2 separate regions of the Mus musculus genome follow, and region 1 is linked to region 2. The links are chromatin loops, found by intact Hi-C in ENCODE. Cell type or tissue: heart. All regions are shown on one strand. Links, peaks and the distances in the headings refer to the core of each region. The heading gives the core; the rest is flanking DNA. Region 1 holds the start of Gulp1 (GULP, engulfment adaptor PTB domain containing 1). Region 2 has its middle 9.2 kb from the start of Mettl21e.

Evidence for each region. Hi-C counts contacts between places; a loop is a spot of excess contacts. Peaks named below come from ENCODE experiments on the same cell type or tissue, not always from the same donor. Only the 100,000 strongest peaks of a DNase experiment are listed, where the experiment ranks them.
Region 1: a loop joins it to region 2, with 3 times the contacts of the local background. A loop is called at or near these places in 6 of 42 quality-filtered maps.

The regions. Positions count from the first base shown.
Region 1 is chr1:44,542,862-44,558,275 of GRCm38, reverse strand. Gulp1 (GULP, engulfment adaptor PTB domain containing 1) reads right to left here and starts at 6,605. Exons shown (of 11, transcript NM_028450.3): 1 at 6,404-6,605. It overlaps Gm39635 (a long non-coding RNA gene), which reads left to right and starts at 6,819. Exons shown (of 3, transcript XR_865406.1): 1 at 6,819-6,896; 2 at 7,566-7,967. In heart, for the core only: CTCF peaks have their summits at 5,741 and 6,658; DNase peaks (open chromatin) are centred at 5,705, 6,615 and 7,835; H3K4me3 peaks cover 2,828 bases; H3K27ac peaks cover 3,267 bases.
Region 2 is chr1:44,220,455-44,235,868 of GRCm38, reverse strand. No RefSeq gene overlaps it. Among named protein-coding and RNA genes, the nearest start is that of Mettl21e, 9.2 kb to the right of the region's middle. In heart, for the core only: a CTCF peak has its summit at 6,630 (motif pointing left); no DNase peak of the experiment used is centred there.

The DNA of each region.
Region 1 (15,414 bases), core at 3,688-11,687, 320 kb before region 2:
ACCATAACAATGTGGCCCTAAGAGCAGCCCAGATGAAATATAGTAAGAAATAACTTGGGTTAAGATTCTAACAGCATGAAGGGTAGACAGTTGCCCAGGTATTTTACTGCCTAAGTCATATTTTACAATACAAGAACCATGTGTCTCTTTCATCCCAGAACATAAATGGTCTAAAGAGGGTGAAAACCCGACTTTTAATATTCATTACTACAATAATATATGGCATTTATAAGCAGTTATTATTTCATAGTACCTTTTAAATTTATCAGTGGTACCTGCCCTCTAAAAAAGAAGTTGCTTTCTTACATTTGGCTACTTCATTTCTAACTTGAAGAGCTTAGAAAAAATTTCCACGTCACCATCTGAGAAAATGAGAAAATAATAATCCATAAAGTGAATTCTACTTGCCTAACAGTCTCCTCTCTCTCTAAATTCAGAAGCTATAAAGTATAAAGAAGGGTCAGTATTTAGGAACATTTCCTGCTCTTGTCGAGAATATGAGTTCAGTCCCCTGGTCGTAACTGCCTGAAACTCAAGTTTCAGGCCATCTAACACCCTCTTGTGCAACTGCACACAAGTTGTACACATAGAGTCATATAGGCACATAAATACACAGGAATTAAATAAATAAATACTGTTAGAAATTCCAATTAGTGCTGGGTGTGGTGCTGCAGGCCTTTCATCCTAGCACTCAGACGGCAGAGACAGGCAGATCTCTGTATGTTTAAGGCCAGCTTTTGGTCCACATAGTTGGATGGGAATCCAACTATGGCTTCATAGTCAGCCTTTGTCTCAATATGAATATGTATATGCATATATGCATGCATTATGTGTGGGAGTATACCCCAACTATAAAGTGCTTACTGAGGATTCAAAAGACCTAGAGGTTCAATTCTCAGTTGAGAAAACAAAATTAACTGAAGTTTCTTTACTCCTACAGAAAGACATATCCAGCACAAATACAGAAACATTCAAGAACATACATATCTCATAATTAGAAATGCACACACAGGAGGCAGTGTAGGCACCTAAGAAATGGAAGCTTATGTGATCTAGTCTAAATCCCTTTTGTCAGAAGGCATTAGATGGTATATACACAAGTATGTTGATGTAATGTTATCACCCAACAAAAAGGTAAAAGAAAGACTAGTATTGTTATACTCATGTGTTTTCTTAGGTAAACACTAGAAAATAAATATAAGGTTACTTAAGCTCTTAAACTTTTTTTTTATCTTTGCAACATAGTACAGAACACTGGAGATCCATTTGCGACCTGAGTTCATCACTTACTCATATTATGTGAGATGAAGCACTCTTCCTAAATTATTCTAAGCATAGAACATTGGACCTTTTAAAACAATTTCAAAATTACCACAAATATACCACCTCAATGAAAACAGAAAACCAGCATTTATTCTCCTACACAATATGTGAACTAACTGTGTTATTTAAAAGTCAAAAATCATGCATGGTTAGCATCACAAGAGTGGATAAAACCATTTCCTAAGCACAAAACAAACACAAAATTAGCAAATAGCACTGTGAAAGCAGAGAGGCTTACTTACGAAGAATAATGTGCGATTATTCTCTTTGAAAATAAAGGTATGATTCAATTTAATATCTCTGCTGCTTGGAAGCAGAGCAATTGATATGTAAAAAGTTTATGTCATTTTTCTTCTTCCAATTTGAATATATTTAGTATCCCATGGGAACAAACATAAACTTCCTGATCTATAAATGCATTAATGCAAACACGTCTAGATCCACCAGCCTTTCATATATTTAGGGACCAGGGCTCACAGAATCCATGCAATTCGTTTCTGTAACTATCGTGAATTCATAATTATGTTCAAAGTAATAACTTTTTCTATCCTTTAGAGGTTTTAGAAGACAACACACAATATTGCAACTAGAATCGCAAACAAATAAGTCTGCTAAGTAAAACTTACATCAAAAAGACATCATTTCCATTCTACAGAGGGGAAAAAGATTTTAAAAGAAAAAAGTAGACATTTTATATTAATATTAACACAATATATCCTTAAATATTCACTTGGTAGTTAAACTAAATGTATGGATATTCTGACTACTATATCAACAATTTAGACCACTTTAGTCTATATATACTTGCTTTTGATACATCCATTATTTGTGATAATGTGAAATCTAATAACAAAGACTATTAGTAAACATTCTACAGAGCTTCTGTCTTTAAGACACTTATCATGTTTATTCTGTTTTCTTTTTTAAATTGTCCTGTTCTTATGAATAACACAAGGAACCTAAAAACAGGTAATATGTTTTACTGTTGACATAGTATCTATTAGCTAAACTAAAAATTAAATATTTCACAAGTATCACATATCACCAACTCACCAACTAACAAGTTCACAAGTTATAGATGTTCATACAGACAACAAATGAATTAACACATACAGATAAACAAACAAAGCTGAGTTCAGTGCTAAAATCTTGACAGAGAAACAAGGCTCATATTCAGCACATAACAAATACTAAAGGAGTCAACCCATCAGTGGCTCCAAAATCTAGCATAGAATCCATATGGAAATTGTTGTGCTTATCACCAGTTAGTTTCTACACTACAAATGTATTTTAGTTTCTCAAATGTTGCTTCTAAGAAAGGCGGGCTAGCAAGGAGGCTCATGCCTGGAATTCCTGAACTCAAAAGATGGAATGAGGCTGGTGGATTGCCTCTTTTCCAGTGTATACCAGCCTTGGATACATGAATAGTGAGTTACCAGGTATTCCGGGATACAGAATGAGGTACTACCTCAAAAGCACCAAAAAAATGAATGTGCAAACATTGATAAACAACTAAATAAGCACAATTTTGCAAACATGCTTGTTAACGTTTCATAAAGAAAAATATAAGCTATGCTTCAAAATTAACTGTTTTTTAATATAAAGATAAACAAATAGCAATGAATTATTCTCTTCTGCTTAACAAAATGACTCAGCCTTTATTATAACAAAATCTCACTCAACATGCTCAGCAATGAAAATCTGAAAACCAAGCTGGCCTAAGACTTTTCATACTTCTAGTCCTGAGATATTGCACACTCTTGGACCTGAGTCACTTCACACTCCTAGGCCAGAGATATTGAACACTCCTAGGCCTGAGACATGGCACCCTCCTAGGCTTGAGACACTGTGCACTCCGAGCCCTGGCTCCTGACTCTGGCTCTCACACTTGCCCCTTTGATAAGAGCAACCCTCATGCCTCATCCAAGAGGGTTTTGTTTTTTTCCAACAGATTAAGTTGTTCAAAGTGCTGAGACTAAATGGCATGAGTAATCCAGACCCAAATACATCTACAGCATAATTCATACGCCTAAAGCTCAGGGAAAACTCTGTTAGAAGAGGAAGGACAAGGACAGCTACTGCCAGACAGAGAACTCAGACATGATGGAAAAACCTCACTCATGAAACGTCAACAACACAGTCACCTAACAAGATCAACGTAATGACAATACTAGCTGATATGACAATGTGAATGTGCATCTTTCACAAGGTCCCATCCCTCCACGAAGAGCTACAGTCAATCAGTGGCTTTGAGAGAAGAGTTTCCTCCCGGGACTGGATCCTTGACACAAGTTACTTTATCCCAAGTGGTCATCCTAAACATACCAGTAACAGTAAGTGAAAGTAGTAAGGTTTTTCTTAGTTGTGTGTGTGTGTGTGTGTGTGTGTGTGTGTGTGTGTGTGTGATATATGAAGAGATTAACTTGACAAATTGTGGGAAAAGGACAGGAGATGTTAAATCAGAAAGGGAGGAGTAGCAATAATATCAATGCAGTCATACTATAGCTATGAATAAAAGGTAAAAAATAAGTTTACAGAAATATTATTGTGCACGTATAACAGATATAAACAACTCAATTTTATTCTCATAGACTCAGTGAGAAAAGTCATGACCTTTAAAAAAAAGCTTTTCACATCACTTGATCCCTTTAGTGACCTTGGGAATGTGTAGAGGAAAGTTTATTTTGCAAGTGGAAAAACTAAAGTCATGGTAAAGAAAGACACTTTGCACAGGGTGATTCATAAAGTCAACCTCAGAGAGAAGAGTGACATTTACAACCTCAAACTCCAACATTCAGAAGGAATACAAACCACATTTGCTTTTTACCCTTTACCTCCCATGCCTACCTCATCCACCTCACTAAGGAACAAATTGAGGGACAGATTAAATAGAAGCAAAGATAATAAAGAAAAGGGTCTGAATTTCAGATAAGGCTCAGGGTTTCTAGATTGCCTGGAATTGAGAAAGGAGCAGTAAGTTTGCACCCTGATTTATCCTGCTTCAGGGAAAGGAGGAAGATTTGTTTATTATGGGGGCTCTTCTGTAATACAAGAAAGACATACTAGATGAATTTTCCCCTTTAATTCTATGATCCCAAATCCAAGCTATCTGAAATTAATTGAATTAATCAATTTAGGTGGAAAACCATCTGCTCAGTGCTGGTCTTTCATTCTTACTGGCCATGAAAACAAAGAAGAAAGGTCAAGGCCTGAAGGACTGAAGTGGCAGCTAACAAGGTGCATCTGGAGAAGACCGAGTAACAGGGTAAGCACACGCAAACTGTTGCTATTTCAGAGCAAGGGTGGAAAGGACCACACTTCCCTTTGGGCCTTCTTAACTCTCCTTGATATTCAACTGCATTCTATGCTTAGTCAATTGTTTTTGTTTTTATTTTTTTCCCCAAAGACTCTTAGTCATTTAAAGTTTTCATTTTAAAAGAACCCCCCTATTTAAGCCCCAGTACCACCACCAAGCCATTCAAATTATGCCCTGCAACTTCCCGAGTCTCTTTCAGGCCTGCCTACTGAGTTCAGTCTAGTTTGGCTGCCTGCCAGATTCTTCCATTCTTTTCTTGTCAGTCTTAAAAACTTGGGAAATGCTCCTGGACAGCTCAAGGAGAGTTTAATTATGCAGTGAAGCAGTACCTTAGTCTCACCGTTGTTTCTAGAAAAGCTTGCAGACACCAGCGTCCAAACTCTCCCATTCGGTGGGTTTTCTAGCAATTTCTAGCTATTTGATTATGAGGAAGAAGGAGGGAAAGGCTGGCAGAGCAACCAGGCAATTTGCAAAACTGAAAAAAAAAATCCAATTCCTTTCAGGATTTTCCACCTCTCATCGTTTACTCTGTTTTCTAATTCGTACTCTTTTACGACCTGTTCAGCCATATGGACTACATAAAATCATAGGTATCCTGGCCTCTGCAAGCCCTAGAATTAATAGAATTGACAGAGTCTAGAAAGTTTTCATTCTTAAATGTTGGTGCAGCATTTTTAAAAGCAGACAGAATACACAGTTATTAAATCTTCCTAATTGATATTATGTTGTCAAACAGACTGAAATATCGCACGTAAATGTCTATTAACAAAGACAAGCTCCATCAAGAAAAACTAAGACGCTGTGTGTGTGTGTGTGCGTGTGCGTGTGTGTGTGTGTGTGTGTGTGTGTGTCGGGGTGAGGTAGGGGTGTTCCTTGACTGCCAGCCCACACTTGAGAGTTTCCCCAACAGCAGCTGTATCTCCCTCACTCTACCTTGGCACGCTATTTCTAGCTGCAGCGTTCAGCTTCCTGTTCAAGTCCCATTCTACATTGTAAACACATTCCAAGAAAACTAGACTGCCCAGAGTTCCCTCCTGCAAACAGGGAAATCAGCCCAGCAGCCCCAGGATAGAGAGCCAGTTGGGCCACCACCAGGAGGTGGACCAGAGCAAGCAAGCTTGGCAAGCTGAGTCCCACTAACATAACGCCCGCAGAAGCGGGGATCTGACCGGCCTAGCCAAAGGGCAGCCGCATGGACACCGCCCGAGAGTGGGGGCCCTACCCACGTAGGGCTTTAAAGTATCTGCGGCCCAGTCACAAGCTCCTTGCCGCCTCCCCTGCCGCTGCCCACATTTTTACAGCGACCCAAACAAAGCGAGACCAAGCTGGAGGAAGTTGGCTCTCGGGTCGCCTAGTTGACCCAGCGATGCCTCCTTTTGCTGAGCAGCCTCTGTTCCATGCACCCGCAGCGGGCGGGATGGTCCAGCGTCCCCCCACCGCTTGCTCCCGACGCCTGCTAGCCCCCACCTCGCCCAGAAGTTCCTCCTTGGGTCGAGGGGAGGATGCGGCGGGAAGGCACAGGGCTGGCGTCCCTGGGTGGCCCCATCTTCCTCCCTCACTGCCCCCGCCTGCAGCAACAGGTCCCTCTTTCAGTGCCCACAGACTCCCTGTGCCCTCGGGGTCGGAATCTGCGCAACCTATAAGCGGTCGCAGCCCGGTGCCCTCCTCACCCTCCTGCTAACTGCGCTTTCCTCTCGGGGTCTGTTCCTGGTTCCGCGCCACCTGGCCATAGCTGGCCGGACCAGAGACGCTCCCGCTTCCTACCCTGGCTTGTAGAGGGATGCGGTCGCAGGGCTGGGGCAGGCACAGGAGCTCCGGGAACCGTGGCCCACGATCGCGTGTTCGTATCCCACAGGAAAACTTTGTGCAGGTTCGAAAGGCACTGGGCTCCGGACCCTAGGGCTCTGGTCCTCTCCCTCCTTCTAATCCGCTGAAGCCCAAACTGGTGCTGGCGACGGCAGGGGCTGGGTCGGGACTCCCGGTTGCTGAGGGCTAGGATCGCCGGGCTCCCCCTCTCGGCCAGAAGAAAACTCCGGCTCTGTGTGCGCACTAGGGACGCTGGTGGGGTTTTCTGCAGTAATGCAGAACTGTCCTGCTTTTAAAGGCAGACCTGGAGAGGTTAGGGAGTAAGACAGAAAGAAACCGGTTTCCAGAAGAAGCTGTCCATTCTTATTTCAGACGGAGAGAAAACACCGGCCCCGCCCCACTTCCACAGCTCCAGGTTTCCTTTTAAACCTCCTCCCACAGATGCTGTTTGGTAAGAATTTAAAACACCTCTGAGGTTTAACAAAAAAGAAAGTGACACAGAAAGGGCATAAATATAAGTGAGGAGGGCTCTCCACAGCCTCGTGAAACGCAGCTGCAGGGACTAGACTTTTTCTTTTCTTTTTTCTTTTCTTCTCTTCTCTTCTCTTCTCTTCTCTTCTCTTCTCTTCTCTTCTCTTCTCTTCTTTCTTTCTTTCTTTCTTCCTTCCTTTCTTTCTTTCTTTCTTTCTTTCTTTCTTTCTTTCTCTTTTAAACTCTGTCTGAATCTTTGCACGTTACCCCTCCCCCCCGTGGGGCGGTGAAAGGTAGCTGGTCCCTGGTTGAGCTAAGGCTAAATGCCCAGGAGACCATGAAGGGACAGTAGGAGTTTTTGCCTGCTCCTGGACACCAGGCCTCTGTCACTAGCTGTAGCCCCACCTCCATCCTCCATAGATTTGTGGTCATCAGTTACATAAGCGCAACTCCCCAAGCCCCTCCACAGGTAGAGGATATGACCTGTGGTCACATAGGCTCAAATCTAATCTCTATTTTAATGAGGTACTCTCCCTGTAAAAGGTATTTAATCTCAGGCCCACCCTGAGAAGGGGGGTATGGTTTTACACATCCACTTTCTGCCATGACAATAAATGCCTTAAAACCAAGGACTGCCTCTTTTCTTCAGGATCTGCCGCAGGGAGACACGGAGATGACCTTTGTCTACAGAGCCACTGTGTAATCTTCCATAGAAGGCCTCTCTGTGCTCCCAGCCAGGACCCAAGCCCAAGCTAAACTCAAGCCAAGGACTCTCCCCTGAGACCAGCCAGAGCTCCTCCCTTCTTTCCCCCACCCTGGCCCTGGGCTAGATCCAACCCTCGGGCCCCCACTCTGCTTTCAGCTCTTCCTCAGCTTCCAGCCGCACCTGGATGTCCAAGAGCCTGAGAACCAGAAGACCAGGTCTTATCACAGGCCTGGGGAGCTCCAAGCCAGCTCTGGCTGTCCTGCACCTCAGGCTGTGCTTCCCCACCCCCGGAGCAGAGTCCCGTGGCTTCCCTGCAGCCCAACACCCACCCAGGGACAGTGTGGGGTAAGTCCTGTCAAGATTCCCAAGCGCCGGTGCCCTGTAGTGGAGTGGACTTGGGACCCACAACCCTACATCCCCCTACTCCAACACCCTCCCTCCAAAATAATAGGACAACTTTCTCGACAGCCACATTCTACTTATTAGCAATCTTTCTGTGCTTACCTCAGAATTCAGAACAGAAATGGTGTGGAGTTGAGAGGAAAACAGCAAACCATTCCTTTTTTTCTGTAGACCAGGCTGGCCTCGAACTTGAACTCAGAAATTCGCCTCTCTCTGTCTCCCAAGTGCTGGGATTAAAGGCATGCGCCACCACACCCAGCCACAGCAAACTATTCTTAAATGAGCCTGGTAAACTTCTGACTGGGAAAAGAAGAAGAACACATCCTCATAAGAGAGAATCTTGGAGCGTGAGAGGACCGCTGAGAACCTTTCTGGGAAGATAATCCTTAAAATTTAGCTGTCCCAATTTTAGTTCGGATGTAAAAATAAAGGGGAAAGATATAAAGCGGTTTACACGGCTAACATGCGTAAATATCGATGTGCTTTGGAACATGATGTAGTCCAAGCCAGGGCAGAGGCAGCAGAGGGACCGAAATCCATTTCAGACCCCTTTCTTACTCTTTCTCTTTTCCAGGACACTCTTGTTACCTATCCAATTACAATAGGAGAAAAGACTTAGGTGTTATTTATAGTTTATGGCAGTCAAGTGTACAGGGGTTAAAATAGACGAGTTTTAGAGAAAGAAGACAGAAAAAAAAAAAAGGTTCTTAAACATTCCATCATATTTTGCTGTAATTTGAAGAGACAGGATATGCTAGTGGAAATTCCTCTCCAAACATTTTATAAGTGAGTGAGCCTTTTCGGATACTTGTTGCATTAAAAAGACCCAACCTCTCAGTATTTCCAACAGAAACAATGTGGAGATCATGTAGTCTAAGCAAACTCCTTTGTTTGGAACCTAAGGTAAAGGAAGGTCAGAGATGTTAGGTGATTTCCTGACTCCACGTTTAGATCGCGTGAATTTGGCTCGTGGGTTTCTTTTCTTTCTTTCTTTCTTTCTTTCTTTCTTTCTTTCTTTCTTTCTTTCTTTTTTCCTTGCTTGCTTTCCCCTTTATCAAAATAAATAAGCATACATTGAAATTACTATAACAGAGAGGATGAGTATGTAGCTCATTTTATTGGCTCCTTGTCTAATGTGCACCATAAAAATAGATGTGGTGACACACACAAGTGAACCCAGCACTCAGGAGATAGAAATAGGAAGTTTACCATTATCTTAGGCATATAACTTGTTAAAGGAAAGCTTGGGATACACAGAACCCTAAAAAAAAAAAAAAAAAAAAAAAAAAAAAAAAAAAAAAAAAAAAAAAAAAAAAAGAAAGAAAGGAAGGAAGGAAGGAAGGAAGGAAATTACAACAAAAACACTTGAAAACAAGTATAGTAGTTTTTTCTGTAAATAATCGTAAATAATTCATGAATAATTATGGGTAATTAAGCAATGCCATTTGCATAATGATTTTATCAGTATAGCTATCACCTAAGAATACCTGTAAATACTGGGTATTTTAATGCAGTTGTAAAAGATTCTAGAATACTAGAATACTAGACTCCATAGAGTCTAGTCTAGCATAGAATACTAGACTCCCAAGAATATACTAGATTAAGAAACAGCAGATCTTTTTCAATTAACAACTCTTCTTAAATATAGGACCAAAAGAAAGTATCTGATTACAGAGATGAACATTATAAACTCCAGTCTACAAACTACTGGAGAGCATGTTCTTTTAGCTGTTCATTTGCCTCTACTAGCTTTTAAAAGGACTTTTAACCCCTTTCTCACTAAACTCCATGGTGAAACTGGTCTGCCTTTGGAGAGCTAAGGCCTGGGTTCTCGGAGCTACAACCCGGTGTTCCCCTCTCAGTAAGAGTCTCCTTTGCAGCCTTGTCCTCATTGCCTGATTAAAACCATTTCCTGAAGATCTGAGTTCGTTCTTTATTTAGATCTGTGTTCCCTATCTATGACAGGTCAAAGTTACTACACAGAAAACAAATTATTACTACAAAGTATATTCAGTGTTGGATGGATACTTGAAAACACACGAGTCTCCGCAGCTGCCTCTTTCCAGACATTGCACATAATGCGCATCAGTGTATGCTTTTGTAGTTTCTCAGAAAACTTAAAGTCTCTAAATTAGCTCTTGTGTAAGTTATGTTCATTGTCTAACTTTCAAACTGAACTTCTTTAGGAAATGGCTTGGAGGTATAAAGATCCCAAGGATGTTAGAACCAAGGTTTTTATCAGCACTAAACCAAAACCGAACAAAATTTAAAATCAGACTTATGAGAAGGAAGACGCCAAGGGGAAAAGGTTATGGAAAACTGTCAGGGTATAACCACTAGACAGTGCACATTGAATTTCCTCAAAGTTACATTTGAAAATACTTACTATTTATCATGCTGGATAAAGATAAAATATATAAAATATAAAATATGCTCATAAAAATGAGCAGCCTTCTATTAATTTTAAAAGTAAGTGGGGGGGGAGGGTATGGGGGACTTTTGGGATAGCATTCTAAATGTAATTGAGGAAAATACATAATAATAAAAAATATTAAAAAAAAAAGTAATGTTCCTGCTCAGGCCAATTTGCAGTTCCTCTTGTTTGAGTAAGAATAAAACTGACTGACTTTTGTTGCTCCTGGAGGTGATGCCACACCCCTGTAGTTTCAGCAAGGTAATTCCTGACAATTACACTTTGACAGGATTTACAACCATCTAGAAACCAAACTTCTGGGTTTGTCTGTGAGGACATTTCTAAGCAGACTTAACTGAGGTTGAAGATCTTCTCCAAACTCACACCCTTCCAGGAGCGCCTGATTCCATACAAAGGGAAACAGAGAGAAAAGAAGCTGAGCACCAGCTAGTTAGTCCATCAGTTTCCTGACTAAGGATGCGACTTGATCATCCTACTTGTCATGCTGCTGCAGCCTCCGCGTCTTCACTTCCACGAGTGACTGTAGTCTCAAAATGGGAGTAAAAGAAACTCTTTCTTTGAGTTGCTTTTGTTAAGTATTTTGTAAAAATAATGAGAAAAAATATCTAATGCAATAAGTTTGCAGCCAGCCTGAGGTACATGGAGATTCATCCTGAGATACATGGAGATCCTGTCTAAGAAGGAAAGGAGGGAGGGAGGGACAAAGGAAGGAAGGAGGAAAGAAGCAAAAGAGAACATTAAGTTGAAAATTGCCTGTTATTTTGAATTAACAAATGCCCTTTTACAATAAAACAAAACAAAATATAGCTAATTATTTAGCACTACATTCCTGAAAATGCATTCTATAAAGTAACATAATTCTTTCTGAAAGGAAATAAACACCATGGTGGAATTAAAGTCTCAGACTCATTCTCAACTGAAACAAGAAACCTATCTTAAAGATAGCAATGGCCAAATATCCTTTTGATTCCTAGGGACAGTCTGACTCCAGAGTTAACAGGCATTTATCTGCCACGTTAACCCACTTTTTTTTTTTACTTTTTTATTAGATATTTTATTTATTTACATTTCAAATGCTATCCCAAAAGTTCCCTGTACCCTCCCCCTGCCCTGCTCCCCTACCCACCCACTCCCACTTCTTGCCAGCTCTGGTGGTGCAGGCCGGTAGGATTTGCTGAAGGAGGCAGAGGCAGGAGGATCTGGAGTTCGAGGCCAGCCTGGGTTAACCCACTTTCTAAAAGAAGTAATTTATTTTGGTCTTCCTGATGAAAGATGAAACATTTTTTATGAAAATATTAATAGGGTCACATGCAAAAGAAGAAGTAAATCACATCTATGTTCTTACCATCAGGAATGCTCATTGTCAGCCCTTCGTCTGCACTCCCAAGGCTTTGCTGGGGTCTCTGAGATACTCCAATAAATATTAGCAGTGAAATGCAGTGTTCTATGATCACTTGTCTATCCTTTTTGGCTATGTTCATAAAGAATTTCACCAAAAGTAATTACACACACACACACACACACACACACACACACACACACACACCTTTTCATCTTTCCATGTTGTTTTGTTGTTACGTATAAAGTTTTATCAGTTGCCCCCACAAAATGGTGACTACGTATTCAACACCACATACTAAATGAATGATTTACTCATTATCTAGTGATTTTAGAATTCAGCCCCAGTCCTGGTCAAATAATATTGAGGATAGAACATTAAAATGCTCTTTTCCCAGAAGGAAAAACGGCCAAGTTTTCTCTTTAGTCAAGCTAGTGAGGTCTGTGATCCTGAAGAATGGCACAGCTTGTCTAGCTACAAACTCAGTCTCGGCTCCTAGTCAAGCATTTACAGGGCTTGCTTAAAAGAAACCAGTTTTCATGAAAGCATGACACAAGATGTCAGAGTGCTTTTTCATTTAACTACTACAGTATTCAGACAACCAAAAATTACCACAGCCTTTAATCACATAACATCATTTTATTAAGTTCTCTTCTATTATTTCTTCTCTCATTCAAAGTTCTATCATATTCTTTCTAGACTAAATTTTCAGTTGATCTTTGGAATCAGTCTTTTTTTTTAATCATATCTTTTCCTTTTCTACCTTTCACCACTTCACACTTTTCTGTTAATTAGTAATCTTATGTAACACTTGAAACATTTCATTATTTAATTCTTCTTTCTATTGTAGAAAAGGATGCCTTTCCATTTTGAGCAAACCTGACTTCTGCAGCCATCCATCTTGTACCTTTGCCTCCCACCTATGACATCAGCACCTTTGTTGAGTACTACAAGAACACACACCACTTGTACAATGGGAGAGATGAGAAAAAGCACAGGTTTGGATACACAATCACCTTTTTGATTCAGTTCAGTTTATGAGCAATCTACACTGGAATGATTTTTTGAGAAATAAAACCACCAGATCCTGCATCAGAAAATTCATGCTTTATGCCTGGGATTGGTGTCCACAAAGTGCATTCTTGCCACAGTGATTGCAGGGTTAGAAAGTTTGCTCTAAGCAGTATCTCTGTGAGAAACTACAGTTTTTTTTTTCCATTTTTTATTAGGTATTTAGCTCATTTACATTTCCAATGCTATACCAAAAGTCCCCCATACCCACCCACCCCCACTCCCCTACCCACCCACTCCCCCTTTTTGGCCATAGTGTTCCCCTGTACTGGGGCATATAAAGTTTGCGTGTCCAATGGGCCTCTCTTTCCAGTGATGGTATTGCTACCACACTCTAAATGCAAGAATATACCCAACAATAGATTCATTTATTGATAGAATTTTTATCAAAAGATTACAATATTAATAGACTAAAGGAGTTTTTGACAAAGTAAAAGTTTATTTGAAAATTAGGGTCTGGCATTTTTTTCTAGAATACTAATTTCATAATTTTCTATATCACAATAAAGGCTCTGAAAGAAAAGTAGAGCAAAGCAATATGCCTTGCTTACATGCTTCAGATTGACACTATGTGATTTAGGAAAATTCTATCACACTTTATAATGCAAATGTGACTTTGACTCCAATCACAACTAAAACCTTCACTCACGGGTACTTTTCCATTTCTCTGTTAAAATAATTCTCTGGCTTTTCTGTAAAAGGCAATCTGTGCAAAGATTGTGAGAACAGGGCCCTGTCTTGTTGGTTCTCAGTCAACAGTCTCGATAGGCAGCAATCTGAGACTACAGAGAGATAAGTGCTATCAGCTTGATGGAAACGGGATGGTTTACAGAGGATGTGACTGCAGAAACCATTGTTCAGTCAGCTGCCTGAATCAATTTCACTACCACACAAATCCTTTACGTAAACTGACTGCAGGAAGGATCAGTTTGTGACCTAAAAATAAATTGTTAAATGTTTTTACATGAACTCTCAAGTCTACTTTGTCTTCAGTTTTTTCATAGTTATACTGAGTTGTGAGTTTGGGGAAGAAATACCATAAAACTTGAGTGTCCTTGTTGCATAAAAAATAGAAGTGCATGATGAGAATTCATATGGGTCATGCCAAGATCCAAGGTAGTGCCTGCCAGTTTTCTCCACTGTAAAATTAATATTTTACCTTTGGAATTAATAATTGGGGGACACACTTTAAAATATGAAGTATTTTATTACTCCTTAAACTTTCCCCCAATAATCTTAACATATATTGGCAGATTGCTCCTGTAGTAATTATTACTCTAGTGTTCTAGTGGCATCTTTTCTATTTTTTTTCATAAGTTTTACATTTTTAAATTGTAATTATTTTGTAAGGAAGAAATTTTTTCCTCTGTAGACAATCACCTTTGAAGTTTAGTTTACATATAAAACATTCTCTCCTTAAGGAATCATACTTGCCTCCTATTAAGAACCAGAAAGAAGTGGTGGCAATCAAATTTACAGGGAAGCTCTATCATTAATTCCTCTACCTTCAGTGAAGTAAGGACTTCAAATAGCAGCTATTGAGCAGGGATGAGAGAGATGATGGTTAATAAGCCTGGTCACTCGCCGTCCAATAGATGAAAACTCACCAAGTAAATAATGTAATAAATAACTCAGGTTAGGCACTAAAATAGGAAAGCATTCTTTCATGCTCCAGGGCAGTACATGCCAACAACTTAGAACTTAGTCACATTTTCAAAGTGTGCTCTAAGTTGTGAAAGGATATTGGGTATGTGGCAGGCCACAAAGATGGAAAGAGATACTAGGGGTAGAACAAATAGGTCACAAACCGAATCACCTGAAAAAAAAAAAAAAAACCAAAAACAAAAACAAAAAACACACACAAAAACAAAAACAAAAACAAAAAACAAAACAAGATAAAAACTAGAAAGTTTAAACAGCCTTGTGTATGGATAAGCAGAATGAGGATTTGATCTTCTTAAAGTAAATAGAAGCTATTGAGAAACTTAACATAGGATATCGTATCCTGTTGACAAAATTAGAAATCATCCTGGTAACAGTTCCAAGAGGCTATTGACGCTATGTGACATTGAACATAGGGATGACAATTGAGGAGTTGTGTTCTCTTATTATCCAACTGTATGTCCTGGGGTATCTGAGTTGCTAAATTCAAGAGGGAACAGAAAAGGCAAATAAATATAAACAATAATCTGCTCTACTAGAAAAATGTTTAATGATGCAATCTTATACTTTTGAAGTTTTGGTTTATGTCTATAAACTTTGAACCCTGGTCATAGTTGGTTGCCATTTTTTTAGAGACAGAAATTGCATGTCATTGAGAATTCAACTATGGCAGACACTTGAGAAGAGTCAAAGCCATAATATAACTATGGAGAAATCTGGAGTTTTGTAACCCCCATTTTGTCTACCTCTGCTCACATACCTGCAATGTACATTTTTATAACCTTTGCTAGTTTTTACAAAATTAAAATTATGTAGGTGCCTCCAGGGGCCTATAAGTTTTATCTACATACTTAAGATTACAGCTAAACAGAAATTATTTTTTT
Region 2 (15,414 bases), core at 3,172-11,171:
CCTTTTGCCCCATACAAAACATTTTCTTTGTTTTGCTTCTGTTACTGTGCTAGTTTATATTCACATTCATATGTGTAGGAATGTGCTTATGAGCCCACAGAGACCAGAATGGGAGTAATGGTCATTCCTGGTTGTCAATTAGACTATATCTGGAATGAACTACAACTGAGAATGGGAGGGCTCACCTGTAATCCAGATCTTGAGGCTTGAATTCACAAGTTTCTGACCTGGATCTTGGCATGGAGATCTTGAAGCATAGTGGCTTTGAAAAGCTTAGGCCCGGAAAAGTAGTACATGCCTTTAATCCCAGGAGACTATGGCAAGGATATCTCAGAGTTCAAGGTCAGTCCAGGACAAAACAAGTCCCAGACCCAGACACCATCTGCTCGAGACTTACATAAGGAAATTGGGAAAAGGAAGATTCCCCTTGGACTTGAACTTTGTACAAAGAGATAAGAATGGATCTATTTGCATTTTTCTACATGCTAACCACTAGTTGAGCCAGCACCATTTGTTGAAAATGCTGTCTTTTTCCACTGAATGGTTTTAGCTTCTTTGTCAAAGATCAAGTGATCATAGGTGTGTGGATTCATTTCTGGGTCTTCAATTCTATTCCATTGATCTACCAGTCTGTCACTGCACCAGGACCATACAGTCTTTATCACATTTGCTCTGTAGTACAGCTTGAGTGCTACGCACACTCCAGTGAAGTCTGCTTGGCAGGCTGATAGGCCTGGAAGCACTCACGAGGCAAAGAGTTTCACGGAAACTTAACCTCCTAGAACCAGGCATTCTCATAACCCATATACTCATAACCTATCCCCGTGTTAGTCTGGTGTATGGATTCACATGCTCTCTTTTAGTATTATTTTATTAAAAGTGCCTTTAAAAATTGAATTCTGACATAGCTAAGCCTTTGCCAGTGTTCCAACATCCTAGAAAATCCTTGAAGCAGACAAACTTGGAATTCAGTAGGAATTCAGTGAGAAGGTTATCTATTCAGTAACATTCAAATTTACTTCTAGTAGAGACAGTGAAACTAATTAGGCATTACAAAGAACAGAGCTGAAATAGTCTGCAGAGTGTTTACTTGGGACAATAGCTAGTCTTACCCAGATAAGGGAATTCATAATGGCCTAGCGAATAGGTGGGTTTACCATGAAAGATTTATGGAATCCCCCTGAGACAGGTTTCTTCACTAGGCCCAAAGAAACAGCATAAATCAGGCATTTACTAAGAACCCCTGGTGGTGGGTTTAACAATAGACTAGCAATACACCTGGCTCCCTTCTTAGTGGCAGCGGCCTGGTCCCTGCCTCCTTTTGATGTATACATTCCTTATGTTTTATGTCACTGTAACTTGGTGGATGTATCTCGCCTAGTTTCCTGTTATTCTTCTGTATTTCCCAGCACTCAAGAGGCTGAGGCAGGTGGATTTCTGAGTTCAAGACCAGCCTGGTCTACAAAGTGAGTTCCAGGACAGCCAGGGCTATACAGAGAAACCCTGTCTTGAAAACCAAAAGAAAAAAAAAAGTTTGATGCTCGACTTGACAAATTACATTCAGATTCTACACAATCTCCTGTGTTGCATCTGTCTGCCATTCACTTCACTGACTCCTTGTCCACCTGCAACCAGAGACCTGTTCTACACAGACAGGAACCAAAAGGGTCTGCAGCACTTAAGGTCAGGGATGGTGATTCCACCAAAAGTTCTTTTATTGTTGAGGATAGTTTTCACTATCCTAGGTGTTTTGTTACTCCAGATCAATTTGCAAATTGCTTTTTCTAACTCTGTGAAGAATTAAGTTGAAATTTTGATGGGGATTGCATTGACTCTGTAGATTGCTTTCAGCAAGATGGCCATTTTTACTATATTAATCCTGTCAATCCATTAGCATGGGAGATCTTTCCATCTTCTGAGATATTCTTCAATTTCTTTCTTCAGAGACTTGAAGTTCTTGTTATACAGATCTTTGACTTGTTTAGTTAGAGTCACACCTATGTGTTTTATATTATTTTTGACTATTGTGACGGGTGTTGTTTCCCTAATTTCTCTCTAAGCCTGTTTATTCTTTATGCAGAGGAAGGCCACTGATTTGTTTGAGTTAATTTTATATCCAGATACTTTACTGAAGTTGTTTATCAGATTTAGGAGCTCTCTGGTGGATCTTGGGGTAACATAAGTATAGCATCATATCATCTGCAAATAGTGATATTTTGACCTCTTCCTTTCCAATTTGTATCCCTTTGATCTCCTTTTGTTGTGTAATTGCTCTGGCTAAGACTTCAAGTACTATACTGAATAGGTAGGGAGAAAGTGGGCAGCCTTGTCTAGTCCCTGATTTTAGTGGGATTACTTCCACCTTCTCTCCATTTAGATTTATGTTGGCTTCTGGTCTGCTATTTATTGCTTTTACTATGTTTAGGTATGGGCCTTGAATTCCTGATCTTTCCAAGACTTTTATTATGAAGGGGTGTTTTATTTTGTCAAATGCTTTCTCAGCATCTAATGAAATGTTCATATGTTTTTTTCTTTGAGTTTATTTATAATGTGGATTACATTAATGGATTTCCATATGTTGAACCATCCCTGGATCCCTGGGATGAAGCCTACTTAATCATGATGAATGATCATTTTGATGTGTTCTTGGATTTGGTTTCTGAAATTTTTATTGAGTATTTTTGCATCGATATTCATAAGGGAAATTGGTCTGATAAAACGAGATACAATGATACTAATAGAAAAGAAAGTGGGAAAGAGCCTCGAGCACATGGACACAGAAGAAATTTTCCTGAACTGAACAGCAATAGCTTATGCTCTAAAATCAAGAATTGACAAATGGGACCTCATAACATTGCAAAGCTTCTGTAATGCAAATGACACTGTCAATAGGACAAATCAGCAACCAACAGATTGGGGAAAGATCTTTACCAATTCTATGTCCGATAGAGGGCTAATATCCAATATATACAAAGAACTCAAGAAGTTAGACTTCAGAGAACCAAATAACCCTATTTAAAAATGGGGAACAGAGCTAAACAGAAAATTCTCAACTGAGGAATACCAAATGGCTGAGAAGAAACAAAAGAAATGTTCAACATCCTTAGTCATCAGGGAAATGCAAATCAAATGCAGCCCTGAGATTCCACCTCATACCAGTCAAAATGGCTAAGATCAAAAATTCAGGTGACAGCAGATGCTGGCAAGGATGTGGAGAAAGAGGAACACTCCTCCATTGCTAGTGGGATTGCAAGCTGACACATCCTCTCTGGAAATCAGTTTGGCAGTTCCTCAGAAAACTGTACATAGTACTACCTGAGGACCCAGCAATACCACTCCTGGGAATACACCCAGAAGATGTTCCAACATGTAATAAGGATACATGCTCTATTATGTTCATAGCAACCTTATTATTTATAATAGCCAGAAGCTGGAAAGAACCCAGATGTCCCTCAACAGAGTAATGGATACAGAAAATTTACACAATGGAGTACTATGTAGCTATTAAAAACAGTGAATTCATGAAATTCTTAGGCAAATGGATAGAACTATAAAATATCATCATGAGTGAGGTAACCCAATCACAAAACTACACACATAGTATGTACTCACTGATAAGTGGATATAAGCCCAGAAGCTCAGAATACCCAAGATACAATTCACAAACCACATGAAACACAAGAAGAAGGAAAACCAAAGTGTAGATACTTCAGTCCTTTTTAGAAGGAGAACAAAATACCCATGGAAGGAGTTACAGAGACAAAGTGTGGGGTAGAGACTGAAGGAATGACCATTCAGAGACTGTCCCACCTGGGGATCCATCCCATATACAGTCACCAAATCCAGACACTATTGTAGATGCCAACAAGAGCTTGCTGACAGAAGCCTGTTATAGCTGTCTCCTGAGAGGCTCTACCAGTGCCTGACAAATACAGAGGTGGATGCTCATAGCCAACCTTTGGACTGAGCACAGGGTCCCCAATAACTAGCCAGTACCCCCAGAGCTCCCAGAGACTAAACCACCACCCAAAGAGTACACATGGTGCAGCTCATGCCTCCAACTGTATTATGTAGCAGAGGTCATCAATGGGAGGAGAGGTCCTTGGTCCTGTGAAGGCTCTATACCCCAGTATAGGAGAACTCCAGGGCCAGGAAGCAGGAGTGGGTGGGTTGGTGAGCAGGGCAAGAAGGGAAAGAATAGAGGGTTTATGGAGGGGAAACCAGGAAAGGGGATAACATTTGAAATGTAAATAAAGAAAATATCTAATAAAACAAAAAACAAAGGAAAAGGAAGGAAGATTTGCTCTTCTTCACCTGCTTGCATTTAGTTACCAGCATATCTGTTGGAATTTACTTCTACAGAAGACCAGCTGAAACAACTAGCCTTGTGAGACTTAGCAACTACTAGATTCTTGAACTTCCAATTGGCATCTGACCATTGTTAGGGAGTTGGGCTACAAAACTGTAAGTCATCATTATAAATTCCCTCAATATAGAGAGACATTTCATACATTCTGTGACTCTAGAGAACCCTGACTAATGCAGAAGTTGTTACCAGGAGTAGTTCTACAGTTGCAGAAGTATAGGATAAATGTTTTAAGTATTTGGAGTCGGAGTAATAATTTGCCTTCTAATTCACCAGCACCTTCAACTACTGAAACCACTCCAGATCCTCCTGAGAGCTTGGTGGATATAGAAGGTTCATAGTGGAAACTATATTTTAAACTTAAAGAAGCTAATGCCTTTGATTATCTTGATCCATCAATTGTAATTGAAAATGAAGTAGGTAACTAGGTGTACCAAATTTTCTACAATTTATTGAGAAAATCAGAAATGATTTTACTGGCTTGTTCCTCTTTGTACCTCTGGAAAATTTAACGAAGGAGAAGAATGATACAACCTACAGACCATATGGAGAGTAGGAAGAAGGAAGACCAGGGGGTGGGTGTTTCAGACCTGCATTGAGGGGAGAACAGGAGATTGTGGGAGGTGGAAGGAGAAGAGGACAAGGGAGGGAGAAAGAAGGAGGAGGAAATAAGGGTGGCAGTATCAGAAACTGGAGGAGATATGAGAGGGATACAGAGGGTCAGGAAATCCAGCAAAAATAGGTAGCAGGGAGGTTGAAGAACTGGGGATAGCCACTGCAGGGTCCCAGACACCAGAGAAACATGAGGCCCCCAGGACCCAACAGGATTGACTTTAGCTGTAATGCACAGAAAAGGGGGAGATAGAACCTATGGAGACCACCTCCAGAAGATAGGCATAGCACCTGGTCAAGGGATGAGGCCACCCACCCATCTCAATGTTTTTTAACCCAGAAATGTTCCTGTCCAAAAGAAGAACAGGAACAAAAAATGGAACAGAGACTAAAGGGCCAACCAGGAATGGTCCCATCTGAGGATAGATCATGTCTGCAGACACCAAACCCAACACTGTTGCCATGATCAAGAGGTGCTCATGGACAGGAACCAAGTATGGCAGTTCTGGGGAGGTCCGGCCAGCAACTGACCAATTGCAGATGCAGATGCTTGGAGCCAACCATCAGACTGAATTCATGGAACGTGGTGGGGGAATTGGCAGAAAGACTGGAGTAGCAGAGGGGGATTGCAACCCCATTAGAAGAACAACATAGGCTGGCCTGACTACCCAATTCTCCCAAAGTCTAGACCACCAAACAAGGAGCGTACCTGGAGGGATCCACAGCTCCAGATACATATGTAGCAGATGATGGCCTTGCCCAACAGCAAAGGGAGGGGAGGCCCTTGGTCCCGGGGAGGTTTGATGCCCCAGAGTAGGAGGATGCTGGAACAGTGAGGTGGGAGAATGGGGGTGGGTGGGAGATCACCCTCATACAGGCAAAGGTGAGGGGAAACAGCAGATTGAGATGAGGGAATAGCAGAGGGGTAACCGGGAAGTGGGATATCATGGGATTGGGGTGGGGGGTGGAGGGGTACCTGGAAAGTGGATATCATTTGAGATGTAAACGAATGGAATAATTAATGCCTGGGATTCTAGGTTCAGTCCCCATGCACGCACACACACACACACACACACACACACATCTAACCTCATATCCCATTTGAGTGTGATACAACATATACAATATCTAACCTAATATGGTATCTGATTAGTATATTTATGGTTTCATGTACCAGTTAAAAATATTAATTTAAATTTTAAGATTCATCATAAGGGTGGGGAGATGCATCACTGAATAAAGTCCTTCCTGAACAAGCATGAGGACCTGAGCTTGGATCTCCAACACCCAAGACAACTCAGGAGTGATGGTGCATGCCTATAACTCTAGTGCTGAGCAGATAGAAATAGGTGAGTCCTATAGCTCACTGGCCAGCCAATCTAGTCATGATGTCAAGTTCTAGGTTTAATAAGAGACACCTTCCCAAAATACAAGGTGAAACACATTCAAGAAAATAGGCATGCATACTACACACACCCCCACCGCCACCACCAGGTAGAGAAAGAAAGGAGGGATTGGGACAATCACACTGCTTGGTAAATATTTGAGAAATACAGCAAGAGAAAAATGAAATCTGGGCAAGCCTGAAAATTATTTGCTGTACCTCTCACATCCAGACTAACTCTATCACCAACTCAGTTTCATGGTGCCATCTGGTGGGGATACTAAAAACTGCTTGATTCTTGTCCTCCGCACTGTAGTCTCCCCTCCCTAGTCAAAATCATAAAAGCCCACTTTTTAAAGTACATTTAATTATATTTTCTTTTTATAAATAATAAAATTGTTCCCTGTTTTCTTATAACTTAAAGTCTGGACTAGGCTAGCTGGACTAGGTTATAATCTTAAAAGTGAAATTTATCTTAGTCATACTAGATTTAGGGAAAAATGATCAGCAAGTTATTTGTCATTTGAACACTTCCAAACCTTTCAGGGTGTAAGCAATGAGTGAACGTGATTATTTATGATGTCACTTTATGGAAGAGATTGGAACCAACCTCCCGGGCGTTATATTTTAGTTCAGAATCTGGAACTGCTGGTGAGAATTGAAAGAAGGCTGAGGTTTTGAGGTTGTTTGTGTCTTTTAAAAATAGTAATTTGAAGGAGGTAACTTTGTCTCAAAGGAAAGGCTAATTTTCTTTTATGCTTTGCTTTACATTTTGTGTAGCTGAGGCCATCCAGGAACTCATTCTGTACACTAGACTTACCTTAAACTCAGAGAGCTGCCTGCCTTTACTTCCTTAGTGCTGGAGTTAAAGGTATGTGCCACCATGCCAACTGGAAAAGCTATTTATGACTTCAGTTGGCAGTTGTTGAAGCTTTCTCTGGCCATCTGTACATGAAATGACTGTTTAAAGACTGATTGAATATAATGGCAACTGCACGACAGCTCCTTTTTACTCAATGAAAGGCACAAAGAGTACCAGTCCCTCTGATAGTGCTTGTCACATTCTGTACGCTAGCTAATTGCAAGGTTTAAAAAGAGGAACTCTTCTTGTTCATCATATTGAAAGATCTTAAAGGCAATGCTTACTTGCCCAACTTTATTCTGCAAAGTTTGACATGTTAGAGGCATGTGATAAAACTTATATTTCCTGGCCATCAGGACACAGGAACCAAGGACCAGCCTGGAACAGGATCCTTCCAGTTTCTGTCTGCAGAGGGATCTAATCCTGTTCCACAGCACCTGGAACTGATCCTGTGCCACAGCACTCCATACCCAAATATCTTCTGGAGAGAGCTGGTCTCCCAGGAGTGCCGACACACTTGTGAGCACAAGTAAGACCACCACTTCTCTTCAAATTCCTGACCCAAGAGGGACATGTCCAGAGCCATAAGGACACAGGAACCAAGGAATAGCCAGGGACAGGACCCTTCCAGTTTCCATATGCACTCCTGAGCTGACCTTGTGCCACAGGTCTCCATACCCAAATTCCTCCCAGAAAGAACTGGTCTCCCAGGAGTACTGACACACAGGATTGCTGGAGAGACAAGCCACAGTCTGAGACAGCAAAACCATCGAACAACTGAGATAACCAGATGGTGAAAGCCAAGGGCAAGAACATAAGCAACAGAAACCAAGGCTACTTGTCATCATCAGAATCCAGTTCTCCCAAAACAGCAAGCCCTAGACACCCCAACACACTGGAAAAACAAGATTTGGATTTAAAATCACATCTCTTAATGAAGATAGAGGACTTTAAGAAGGACATAAATAATGCCCTTAAAGAAATACAGGAGAATACAGATAAACAGCTAGAAGCCCTTAAAAAGGCAACACTCCCTTAAAGAATTATAGGAAAACACAACCAAACAGATGAAGGAATTGAGCAAAACCATCCAAAATCTAAAAATAAAAATAGAAACAATAAAGAAATCACAAAGGGAGACAACCCTGGAAATAGAAAGCCTAGAAGAGATCAGGAGTCATAGAGCAAGCAACACCAACAGAATACAAGAGCTAGAAGAGAGAATCTCAGGTGCAGACGATAACATAGAAAACATTAACACACCAGTCAAAGAAAATTAAAAATGCAAGAAGCTCCTAATTCAAAACATCCAGGAAATCCAGGACACAATGAGAAGACCAAATCTAAAGATAATAAGTACAGAAGAGAGTGAAGATTCCCATCTTAAAAGACCAGTAAATATCTCCAACTAAAGTATAGAAGAAAACTTCCCTAACCTAAAGAAAGAAATGCCAATGAAGATTAAAAAAAAAAAAAAAAAAAAAAAAAAAAGTCAACGGAACTCCAAGTAGATTAGATCAGAAAAAAAAAAATTCCTCCCAACACATAATAATCAAAACACCAAATGCACAAAACAAAGAAAGAATATTAAAAGCATTAAGGGGAAAATGTCAAGTAACATATAAAGACGGACCTATGAGAATTACACCAGATTGTTCATCAGAGACTATGAAAGCTACAACATCCTGGGCAGATGTCATACAGACTCTAAGAGAACAACATTGCAAGCACAGGCTAGTATACCCAGCAAAACTCACAATTGCCATAGATGGAGAAAGGAAAATATTCCATGACAAAACCAAATTTACACAATCTTTCCACAAATCCAGCTCTGCACAGGATAATAAATGGAAAATGCCAACACAAGGAAGGAAACTACAGCCTAGAAAAAGCAAGAAAGTAAACTTCTTCTTAAAAACTCAAAAAAAGTCACACAAACATAAAAATAACATCAAAAAATAACAGGAAGCAACAATCACTACTGCTTTATATCTCTTACCATTAATGGACTCCATTCTCCAATAAAAAGACATAGACTAACAGACTGGATGCATAAACAGGACCCAACATTTTGCTGCATACAGGAATTGCACCTCAGTGTGAAAGACAAACACTACCTCAGAGTAAAGGACTTAAAATCAATTTTCCAAGGAAATGGTCCCAAGAAATAAGCAGGAGTAGCCATTCTAATATCTAATAAAATCAACTTTCAACCAAAATTTATCAAAAAAGATAAGGAAGCACACTTCATATTGGTCAAAGGAAACATCTACCATGATGAACGCTCAATTCTGAACATTTATGCTCCAAATGCAAGGACACCCACATTCATAAAAGAAACTTTACTAGAGCTCAAAGCACACATTGCATCACACACAATAATAGTGGGAGACTTCAACACCCCACTCTTATCAATGGACAAATCATGGAAACACAAACTAAACAAAGACATAGTGAAACTAACAGAAGTGATGGACCAAATGGATTTAACAGATATCTATAGAACATTTCATCCTCAAACAAAAGAATATACCTTCTTCTCAGCACCTCATGGTACCTTCTTCAAAACTGACTATAGAATTGGTCACAAAACAGGCCTCAATAGATACAAGAAGATTAAAATAATCTCATGCATCCTATCATATCACAATGGACTAAGGCTGGTCTTCAATAGAAACAAAAACAACAGAAAGTCCACATGCACATGAAAGCTGAACAACGCCCTACTCAATGATAACTTGGTCAAGGAAGAAATAAAGAGAGAAATTAAAGACATCAGAATTTAATGAAAATGAAGGCACAATATACCCAAACTTATGGGACTCAATGAAAGCAGTGCTCAGAGGAAAACTCATAGCTCTGAGTGCCTCCAACAAGAAACTGGAGAGAGCATACACTAGCAGCTTAATAGTACACCTGAAAGCTCTAGGAGAAAAAGAAGCAAATACACTCAAGAGGAGTAGACAACAGGAAATATTCAAACTCAGGGCTGATATCAACCAAGTAGAAACAAAAAGAACTATACAAAGAATCAACAAAACAAGGAGCTGTTTCTTTGAGAAAATCAATAAGATAGATAAACGCTTAGCCAGACTAACCAGAGGGCACAGAGTGTCCAAATTAATAAAAATGCCGTGAAATGATAATAGCTCACTCTTAGACTATGAAAAAGAGACAATTAAGTGTTCCCAGACAGCTGTGGCCAGTTGTAAAAATACACCAGCATCTGATAGCAAAACTGACTTTTCCCAGGTCAGAAAGGTCCCTTTTTACTGCATGGCTTCGCCCCTCTGTCTGAACAAATGTTACCAGGTTTGAAGGAGGGCATTCCTTTACTCTTTCATGTAATGCCAAGGCTTAGAAACCCTGCTTGTGGTTTTTTCCTTTATAAACCTCCATCACTTAGACCTAGGGGTTCCACTCTCTATCCTCTTCCATCAGGAAGGTTGGTGATCCAAGCTCGAGCTTGAATAAAGACCCTCATGTGATTGCAGCAGGTTGTGATTCCTGGTGGTCTCTTTGGGGTTTTTACAACCTAGGAACAACCATACCAAAGTTAAATCAGGATCAGATAAGTCATCTAAACAGTCCCATAAGCCCTAAAGAAATTAAAAAAAAAAAAATCCCAGGACAAGATGGGTTTAGTGCAGACAGAGTTCTATCAGACCTTCAAAGAAGATATAATACCAATACTCCTCAAACTACTCCACAAAATAGAAACAGAAGGAACACTACCCAATTTGTTCTATGAAGCCACAGTTATGCTGATACCAAAACTACACAAAGACGCAAAAAGGAAAGAGAACTTCAGACCAATTTCCTTTATGAATATCGATGCAAAAATACTCAATAAAATTCTCCCAAAGCAAATCCAAGAAAACATCAAAACAATCATTCAACACAATCAGGCAGGTTTCATTCCAGGGATGCAGGATTGGATCAATATATAGAAATCCATCAATATAATCCACTACATAAACAAACTAAAAGAAAAAAATCACATGATCACTTCATTAGACGCTGAAAAAGCATTTGACAAATTTAACATTCCTTCAATTTAAAGGTCTTGGAAAGTTCAGGAATTTATGGCCCATACCTAAATATAGTAAAAGCAATATACAGCAAACCAGAAGCCAACATAAATCTAAATGGAGAGAAGGTGGAAGCAATCCCACTAAAATCAGGGACTAGAAAAGGCTGCCCACTTTCTCCCTACCTATTCAATATAGTACTTGAAGTCCTAGCCAGAGCAATTACACAACAAAAGGAGATGAAATGGATACAAATTGGAAAGGAAGAAGTCAAAATATCACTATTTGCAGATGATATGATCGTATACTTAAGTGACCCCAAAAACTTCACCAGAAACCCCCTAAACCTGATAAACAGCTTCAGCAAAGTGGTACGATATAAAATTAACTCAAACAAATCAGTAGCCTTCTTATACTCAAAGGATAAACAGGCCGAGAAAAAAATTAGGGAAATGACACCCTTCACAATACACACAAACAATATGAAGTATCTTGGTTTGACTCAAACCAAACAAATGAAAGATTTGCCTGACAAGATTTGAACAACAATATGAACTAACCAGTACCCTCCAGCGCTGTGTCTCCAGTTGCATATGTAGCAGAGGATGGTCTAGTCGGCCATCGATGGGAAGAGAGGCCCTTGGTCTTGCGAAGATCATATGCCCCCATACAGGGGAATGCAAGGGCCAGGAAGCGGGAGTGAGTGAATTGGGGAGCAGGGCAGGGGGAGGGTAGAGGGGGCTTTGGGGATAGCATTTGAAATGTAAATAAAGAAAATATCTAATAATAAAAGAGTTTAAAAAAAAAGAACTTCAAGTCTCTGAAGAAAGAAATCAAAGAAGATCTCAGAAGATGGAAAGATCTCCCATGCTCATGGACTGGCAAGATTAAGATAGTAAAAATGGTCACCTTACCAAAAGCAATCTACAGATTCAATGCAATCCCCATCAAAATTCCAACTCAATTATACATAGAGTTAGAGAGAGCAAATCTCAAATTCATTTGCAATAACAAAAAAAAAACAGGAAAGCAAAAATTATTCTCAACAATAAAAGAACTTCTGAGGGAATCAGCATCCCTGACCTCAAGCTGTACTACAGAGCAATAGTGATTATTATTAACTGCATGGTATTGATATAGTGACGGGCAGGAAGATCAATGGAATAGAATTGAAGACCCAGAAATGAACCCACACACCTATGGTCACTTGATCTTTGACAAGGGAGCTAAAACCATCCAGTGGGAAAAAAAAGACAGCATTTTCACCAAATGGTGATAGTTCAACTGGTGGTCAACATGTAGAAGAATGCAAATTGGTCCACCTGTACAGGGAGATATCCCTATGTAGCTATTGAAAACAATGAATTTATGAAATTCTTAGACAAATGGGTGCATCTGGAGGATATCATCCTAAGTGAGGTAACCCAATCACAAATGAACACACATGGTATGCACTCACTGATAAGTGGATACTAGTCCAGAAGCTCAGAATATCCAAGATTCAATTTACAACACCCATTAAACTCAAGAAGAAGGAAGACCAAAGTGTGGATACTTCTATCCTTCTTAGAAGAGGGAACAAAATACCCATGTTGCAGAGTTACAGAGACAAAATTCGCAGCAGAGACTGAAGGAATGACCATCCAGAGACTGCCCCACCTAGGGATCCATCCCATAAACAACCACCAATCCCAGACACTATTATAGATGCCAACAAGAGCTTGCTGACAATAGCCTGATATAGCTGTCTCCTGTGAGGCTCTGCCAGTGCCTGGCAAATACAGAAGTGGATGCTCACAGTCATCCATTTCATGGAGCACACGGTCCCTAATGAAGGAGCTGGAGAAAGTACCCAAGGAACTGAAGGGGTTTGCAGCCTCATAGGGGGAACTACAATATGAACTAACCAGTACCCCCAGAGCTCCCTGGAACTAAACCACCAATCAAAGAAAACACATGGTGGGACTCATGACTTTAGCTGCATATGTAGCAGAGGATAGCCTAGTTGGTCATCAATGGGAGTAGAGGCTCTTGGTGCTGTGAATGTTCTATGCCCCTGTACAGGGGAATGCCAGGGCCAGGAAGCAGGAGTGGGTGGGTTGGTGAGCAGGGGAGGTGGGAGGGGATAGGGGGTTTTCAGAGGGGGAACTAGGAAAGGGGATAACATTTGAAATGTAAATAAAGAAAATATCTAATAAAAAATATATTTAAAAAAAGAAAATATCATTCTGAGTGAGCTAACCCAGTCACAAAAGAACACAAATGATATATACTCACTGACAAGTGGATATTAGGGGAAAAAAATCTCAGAATACAATACAACCCTCATACTATATGAAGCTCAAGAAGAAGGGAAACCAATGCTTGGATGTTTCAGTCCTACTTGGAAGGAAAACAAAATAATCAGAGAGGTAGAGGGAGGGGGGCCTTGGGAGAGAGAGAGGAGGGGGAGGGGTCAAAAAGGGGGACAGGATCAGGTGTTGGAGGAGACAGGGGAGATATATACAGAGGATCAGAAAATTGAACAGAGGTTTGTAGTAGTCAGGGATGGACAACTGGGGGTCGCCAGAAATTCCTAGAAGCCAGGAAAGCAAGAGGCTCCCAGGACCCAATGGGGATGACATTAGCTGAACTACCCAACAAAAGGGAGAGACAACCTGTAGAGACTATATCCAGAGGTTAGGTACTGCCCTCAGTTGAGGGTTGGGGCCACCGACCTATCTCAAACATTTTAACCCAGAATTGCTCCTGTCTAAAGGAAATACAGGGACAAAGAGTGGAGCTGAGACTGAAGGACAGGCCTTCCAGAGACTGCCCCACCTGCAGATCCATCCCATATGCAAACATCAAACCCAGACACTACTGCTGATGCCAAGAAGTGCTTACAGATAGGAACCTAGTTTAGCTGTCTCCTGAGAGGCTCTTCCAGAGCCTGACCAATACTGATGCAGTTTTTTGCAGCCAATCATTGGACTGAGCACGGGGACTCCAGTGGAGGAATTAGCAGAAGTACTGAAGGAGCTGAAGGGGTTTGCAACCCCATAGGAAGAACAACAATATTAATCAACCAGACGTCCCCCTCCCCCCAGAACTCTCAAGAACTAAACCACCAACCAAAGAGTACAATGAAGGGACCCATGGGATCCAGCTGCATATGCAACAGAGGATGGACTTATCTGGCATCAATGGGAGGGGAGGCCCTTGGTCCTTTGAAGGCTACATGCCTCAGCATAGGAGAATGCTAGGGTGGTTAGGAAGGTGTGAGTGAGTGAGTGGGAATGTACCCTCATAGAATCAAGAGAGAGAAGGGATGGGATAGGGGGTTTTCAGAGGGGAATCCTGAAATGGGGATAACATTTGAAATATAAATAAATAAAATAACCAATACAAAAAGCAATGCTTGCTGTTAGGATGAAATAGCTGGTGAAAATAGAATAGAGTTTGAAGAGTGTCAAAGGGTGAGAGATGGGATGTGGGTTGTAGTGTGTAAGAATATCCTGTGGTGGGTGACACTAGTCTAGGTCCTTAAGGGTTGAAGCTCTAGTTGCCTTGTCAGCTTGGTAGTTTCTCTTGGAGACAACAGAGTCATCTGTCTGGTGGGATCTGCAGTGGACAATTCCAATAACAGTGGGGAGATGGGAGGCCTTTAGCATGGCCATAATTTGGTTTGTATTCGCTACTCGCCCTCCTCTTGTTGTAAGTAACCTGTGCTCCTTCCAGATAGCAGTGTGGGACAGGAGGCTATGGAAAGCATTTTTGGAGTCTGTATAAGTGTTTAAGGATTGTCCCTGGGCCAGTTGAAAAGCACAGGTAAGAGCTATTAGTTTAGCCTGGAACTGGAGATACAATTGGTTATGAGCTAGCTTACGGGTACTGGAACTAGCCCTGGTTATCTGAAAGACCAGTAGCAGCTGTTAATTGCTGAGCCAGCCCTCTAGTTCCAGAAAGGATTTGCTTTCAGATTTTGAGGAGATAGAGTCTATCATGGTGGGGTAGGCCTGGTGGTAAAGATTTACATCTGGGCTAATGAGAAAGCTGCAGTTAAATTGTGATGTAAACTTCAAGATCCATCTCACCAACCTCTCCAATGGCGACCCACCACTTTAATTTTCTTTTCTTTCCTTTCCTTTTCTTTTCTTTCCTTTTCTTTTCTTTCCTT